Regions from separate parts of the Homo sapiens genome. Here region 1 is linked to region 2. A link is a loop called in an ENCODE intact Hi-C map of the cell type or tissue named here. Cell type or tissue: breast epithelium. All regions are shown on one strand. Links, peaks and the distances in the headings refer to the core of each region. The heading gives the core; the rest is flanking DNA.

What was found. A loop is a pair of places that touch in the nucleus more often than their neighbours do. Peaks named below come from ENCODE experiments on the same cell type or tissue, not always from the same donor. Only the 100,000 strongest peaks of a DNase experiment are listed, where the experiment ranks them.
Region 1: a loop joins it to region 2, with 25 times the contacts of the local background. A loop is called at or near these places in 6 of 110 quality-filtered maps.

What each region holds. Positions count from the first base shown.
Region 1 is chr1:76,067,845-76,070,771 of GRCh38, reverse strand. No RefSeq gene overlaps it. Among named protein-coding and RNA genes, the nearest start is that of ST6GALNAC3, 5.4 kb to the left of the region's middle. In breast epithelium, for the core only: no CTCF peak of the experiment used is centred there; no DNase peak of the experiment used is centred there; H3K27ac peaks cover 218 bases.
Region 2 is chr1:76,003,478-76,006,404 of GRCh38, reverse strand. No RefSeq gene overlaps it. Among named protein-coding and RNA genes, the nearest start is that of ST6GALNAC3, 70 kb to the left of the region's middle. In breast epithelium, for the core only: no CTCF peak of the experiment used is centred there; no DNase peak of the experiment used is centred there.

The DNA.
Region 1 (2,927 bases), core at 274-2,773, 64 kb before region 2:
AACCTTTGCACAGTTCTTCTAATCCAGAATTCGTCAACATCCCTGACTATACTGATACTTATCTGGGATGAACTCCAAGACAAGTTACGCATGATTTAAAATTGCATTTTTAAAATATTATATATTTTCCCATTCAGTAACATTCTCCCTTAACTTCATCTCAGCTCTACCTTTCCCTATTGGAAGTTTCCATTTTTTTTCAAATGAACCAATTAAGAAAAGCTGTTTTTAATTTTTAAAAAATCCAAAACTAATGTTGTTTGCCTACTTTTCATTACCTAGAAGAATGTAGTTTTTAGCCTGATTTGTTTTTCTTAAAGAGTTTTCCTCTAAGTTTTTTTTTAAAAAAAAAAACATAATCAATTAAAAGTAAATATGGACTGGGCACTGTGTCTCACGTCTATAATCCCAGAACTTTGGGAGGCCCAGGCAGGCATATCACCTGAGGTCAGGAGTTCAAGACCAGCCTGGCCAACATGGTGAAGCCCCGTCTCTACTAAAAATACAAAAATTAGTCGGGTGTGGTGGCGCACACCTGTAGTCTCAGCTACTTGGGAGGCTGAGGCAAAAGAATTGCTTGAACCTGGGAGGCAGAGATTGCAGTGAGCCAACATCGTGCCCCTGCACTCCAGCCTGAGTGACAGAGCTAGACTTCATCTCAAAAAAAAAAAAAGAAAAAAAAAGTAAATATGGCTAGAAGCACTGGCATATAGTTTGAATTTAGTTTGTATTGGATCTCTCCAAGGCTGTTGAAGCCTCCATTATTAATTGAGTCTGATATTTCTTAACCATGTTTCCCAGAGTTTGTTTCCTTTTTATTGTGAGGTTCCTCTCATGTGTGTTTCTCTACACTCTTCTTGGATTTCTCCTCTCAGTGAGGCCTGGTTACATGCTGCCCTAAAAGATTAGAATGGAAAGTTGGTATTTGAAATGCATCCATGCAGGACTGATGGGAACACCCAGGGGAGAGGGCCTAACAGTTGGGGTTCTGCTGCAGTTTATTTTGCCTGAACCATTTTTTTCCTCTAATGGTCTAGCCCTCACAAACCCTCTGGAGAGAGCTATGATTTTTGCTAATTCTTCGTGTCAATACCATCCCCTTCCAGGAATCTCCCCGAACCCTCCTGTTTGTATCTATTTCTGAACTATTGTAGAAAAGGTAGAAGAAAAACATCATCCAATGCAAAGAAAAAAGGTCCAAAAAGAAGTCACCTGAATACATTCTCACACAACCCCTGAAACACAAGGTATTGTTATTGTGCCCAACAATGTCAATATGTATCAAGCTGCTCCCAGCACACCTGCGTGAAGGTGGAACAGACAAACGTAAAGGGGAATGTCCCCTGTGGAAAAGCCATTCATTCTTTTCAAGAGCAACAGATATAAAGCAACAAGTGACTTAGGAATCTGAAAATCCTGGTTCATTTGTTGGTTTAACAAACATTTGCAAGCCCAGGTGATGTGTATAGGAAGCAGAAACAATTTGTGAATGGGCTTCCTCCTATAGTCAAAACTTTCAGTGGCCTCTTGATACATTTATAGGCCTGCCAACATTGTCTCCTTAATCATTGCACGTTATTCTCTTACACCAACAGTTGGCAAGCTTTGTCAGCAAAGAGCCAAGTAAATATTAGGCTTTGCAAGCCATTTGGTCTCTGTCACAACTATTCAACACTGCCATTGTAGTATGAAAGCAGCCATAGAAATAAACAATGGGCAGTGTCTGTGTTCCAATAAAACTTTTTTATGGACACTAAAATTTATATTTCATGTACTTCTCAGTGCTATGAAATATTATTCTTTGTTTTTTTAACTATTTAAAAATGTACAATCCACTTTTGGTTCTGCAGATATAGAAAAACAATCTGCAGACCCAATTTGGCCCACAAGCAGTAGTTTGCCAACCTCTGTCTTGATCTTCGCATTCTTTACTCAGCTAGATTTCACCATCCTTCAATCCCAGATCAAATCCCATTTGGCTCTTGATGCCCTTTCAGACCACCCTAGTCTAGTGTAGTTTCTCCTCTTTGAATTCCAACAATTACTGTTTGCAAAATTCTTTTGGCAATGAGTCACATCCTATCTGGTGGAAGTTTTTTCCAGTGTTCACTTGACCTGTTATCTACTTTTTTTATTATTATTTTTAGCCTTACTTCCCTAATAGATTGGAAGCTTACTGGTTTCTTCTTTTTCTTTTCAGCCTTCACCTTTTTGTGCCCCTAGCAAGGAAATACAGTACCTTACATGCTCAGTTAATGCTGATTAATCTGATTTGATTCATTCAACTCTGAAGAGATAACTAAGAATTCCAGATGAAAGATGCTAGCAACCATAAATGTATGAAATTGAAAATCAGATTGTCCTACCATTCTGAATGCTGCTCAAAGGTTTTGGGTAAGAAACTTTGGATGTGTTATTACTTCCTTCATCACATATGATATTCTCAGATCATTTTATATTTCTCTATAAGGCATTTTCTACTTTTTAATCATCAGACTGATTACTTGATTTGGATGGATTTTGAGTTCATGTTTAATGACAAGAGTGGCCTGTGATTATCCCTATGGCTGTTCTCAGTTGATTGAGAAATCAGTGATGCTTTTCTTCTAAGTGGAAGCTACCTTCTTTATATCATGATTTTTTAAAAAATCACTGTATGTAGTACTTTTTAACCAGCCATGGTGCATTGTGTTTATTTGATATTTAGTGTAGTTAAAAATTATTCACTAACACTATGATTTCTTTTTCAGTTTGTTCCACTTTATTTCATCTTCATTTTTATTAAAATGTAATTAATAGAATCTTATAAATAAATCTGTTTTGTCTAATAGATGAAGATAGCTGAATTTTCAAAAGCATCAAAGATTTAAATAACTGAGTTTGTGGTTTTCACTGACACCTTTATAATTAAGAGATATTAAGAAATT
Region 2 (2,927 bases), core at 104-2,603:
GAAAGTACAGGATCCCAGGGGAACCATGATGCAGCCTTGGGGAAGATCCTGGATGATGGCTTTCTACTACACAAAACCACAATTGGAAAGAAGTCAAGGAACATTTGCCTGTCATCCAGGCCTCCATTAATAAAACATAACTGGCCAAATTCCATAGAATGTAGCTGCTTGCCTATTTCAAGTTTAAAGTTCATTAATAAAAACAGAAAAAAAGGCCTTCTTGGGAGTTTTTTAAATTATAATTTAATAATTAGGGGCTGCAGAAAATTTTTTTTAAGTCAATGCCATCGTCGAAGATCATGGCAGTCATTCAGGATCATTCTGTTTGTTAACAAATTTGTTAAAGATGAGATAACCAAAGTTTCGGCACCATCAGCTGAAGTTACAACTTGCAAAATGTAGCCAAAAGGGGGATTAGAAGCCATATGCATAAGAGCTGGTGACATTTTCCAAGATGAGACAGTACATTCCAAAGGGAGAAGCATCATTCAGCATCATTACACAGCATGTTTCTTCTATCTGTGACAGATGTCCAAGCTGGCTTGAAAGGAGATAAGCCAATAGTTTTCCAAGCTGACTTAGAAACTCGACAAAAAAAATGGGTATCTTGTTACTGTTTGTCAGCATAACCTACCTTCTCTTATTATCTGTCAGTCTGAAATACCCCTCAATAATAAAAATGTCAAGACTTGAAATTTGCCTCTAAGTTTGTAAGGGAGCCAACTCACTATTTTCCCATTCATTTAACATCAAAAGAGAGAACCTCATTCTGACCCCATCACACCTTCATCTCTGGCTCAAACAGAGACCCATTCTGGAGCAGGAAGGACCTGGGCCCTGGTGATTGGGACAAAGAGAAAAATGATAGTAATTTGTTGCCAAAATCTGACTTTACTCCTGGCTTGGTTAGGAAGGCCTCACCTGGAAGTCTCTTTTTATTCACATATTGAGCCTCTATTGAACATCCACTAACAGGCCTGTGATGGATACAAAAGTAGAAGGCATCCATATAGAATGAGGGCAGTTGTTAACTTCTATTTTGAAAACAGGAGAGGAAAAAAGGGTACCTGCCTATAACTGGAAGCCCAAGAGAAATTCTGGGTAATCCATCACATCTTCCTCTGTAAGGCAAGGTATTTTGTCCATGTCTATAGGGAAGCCCCTGGGCAGTTTACACACTAGTTACAGGCACATTGTTTAGAGCAAGCTGTGAAACCCAGCTTCTCCACTCTGTAGCCATAGGACCTGGGCAAATTATTTAACCTCTCTATACCTCAGTTTCCTCAACTGTAAAGTAGAAATAATACTACTACCAACCTCAGAGGGCTGTCGTGAGGACTAAATTAATTTATATATGGAAAGTGCTTAAGATAATTAAAATCAATCTGAATAAATATATATGCAACAACTTATATCAGTATAAAACATATATTCCAACAAGATATAATAAGAGCTAAGTAAAACTAAATAAATTTTATAAGAATATATTATATATAATAAAAATATATGTAATAAAATATATATAATAAAACTACCACATTCTCTAAAATCACTTGTAGTAAAGTAATATAAACATTGATCATAAAAGATATCCCAATGCAGGAAAAACATAAAACCACATAAAAAGTCGGTCTTAAGGCTGATATGCCAGAGGGAATATATTAACAAATAATATAGGAGTAAAGGAAAATATTTTTTAAAGAGGAATTTTTTTAGCGACCCAGATCTATCTAATGAAGAGTAAGCTTATACTATCTTTTTCAAAAATGTAAATTTTTTCTACTTATTAAGCAGTCATTAAAATAATTTTAATAATATCATATTTTAATGTAATATAATAGATAATAAATACTTATCATTGTTAATAATTATGATAGTGATAGATCTCTCACAAACAAAGTAATAAAACTTCATCACTAACAACTAACATTGGATTAGGTCTTTACAAAGCACTTCCTATACATTATTTTGATAGAGCCTCACAGCCACCCTCCCAGGATAGCGCTATGCTTATCTTTTTTCTTAGATGGGAAAATTAAACTCAGGATGGTTGAATGACGTGCTGGAATTTGCATAGCTTTAAGTAACAGAGATGACCCTCAAATTTTAGTTGATTTTTCCTATCACACCATCCTCTAGAGAGGGAGCTAGGCATGTGCCCAATTGCTTAAAGTCAGATTGTTATAATTATTTAGTGACTGTTTGGCAGTGTTGATGTAGATGATGGTGGGTGGAGCTTCCCCCTCTAAAGTGCTTACCCAGCACCTTTTCTTTCCTTTTTTCCTGCCTCTATGGTTCCTCAAAATGACCAGTGCAGCTGTCTCAATATCAGATCAAAGCAATTCCAAGATGAAATAAACCTGGATGGGCTAAGTCACACTTTCTTACAGTCCTTTCTCATTATTACTATATAGCCTCATCTTGTGTAAGTCTATGGTTATTAAAAGCGACAGTATTCAGCAGGTTTACACATTTATTGATCAAACTTATTTCGAAATTACTTCAAGCTATCCTAAAAGAGCAAATTCACTTTTAAAGAGTAAAAATGTGCTACAAACCAGGGATATTCAATGTAGAAGAGAATTCTCAAAAAGAGGTTTCAGAAAATTTGGGTCAAAGGTACATCATTAAAATAAGAGCCAAGTTCTGCTTCTGCCTGAGTGTAAAAAAGATGGAAAAAGCATTTTTTTCACCCTAACAGAGACAGCTGAAGTGGCAAGACTACAAAGTTACCCAAATCCCAAGAAGAAAGAAGCCCCATCAAGAAGAGTGGGATGCACAGACTGGTACACCTATAGCAGAGTGCAGGCAAAGGAGGCACCAGCCACTGTGCACCCAGGCAAGACGAAATCAAATAAAATGTTAATACACTGCTAAAGGCCAAGCGTGGGCTACTGTGACAGGAAAGAGCCCTGGGAGCCCTAGAC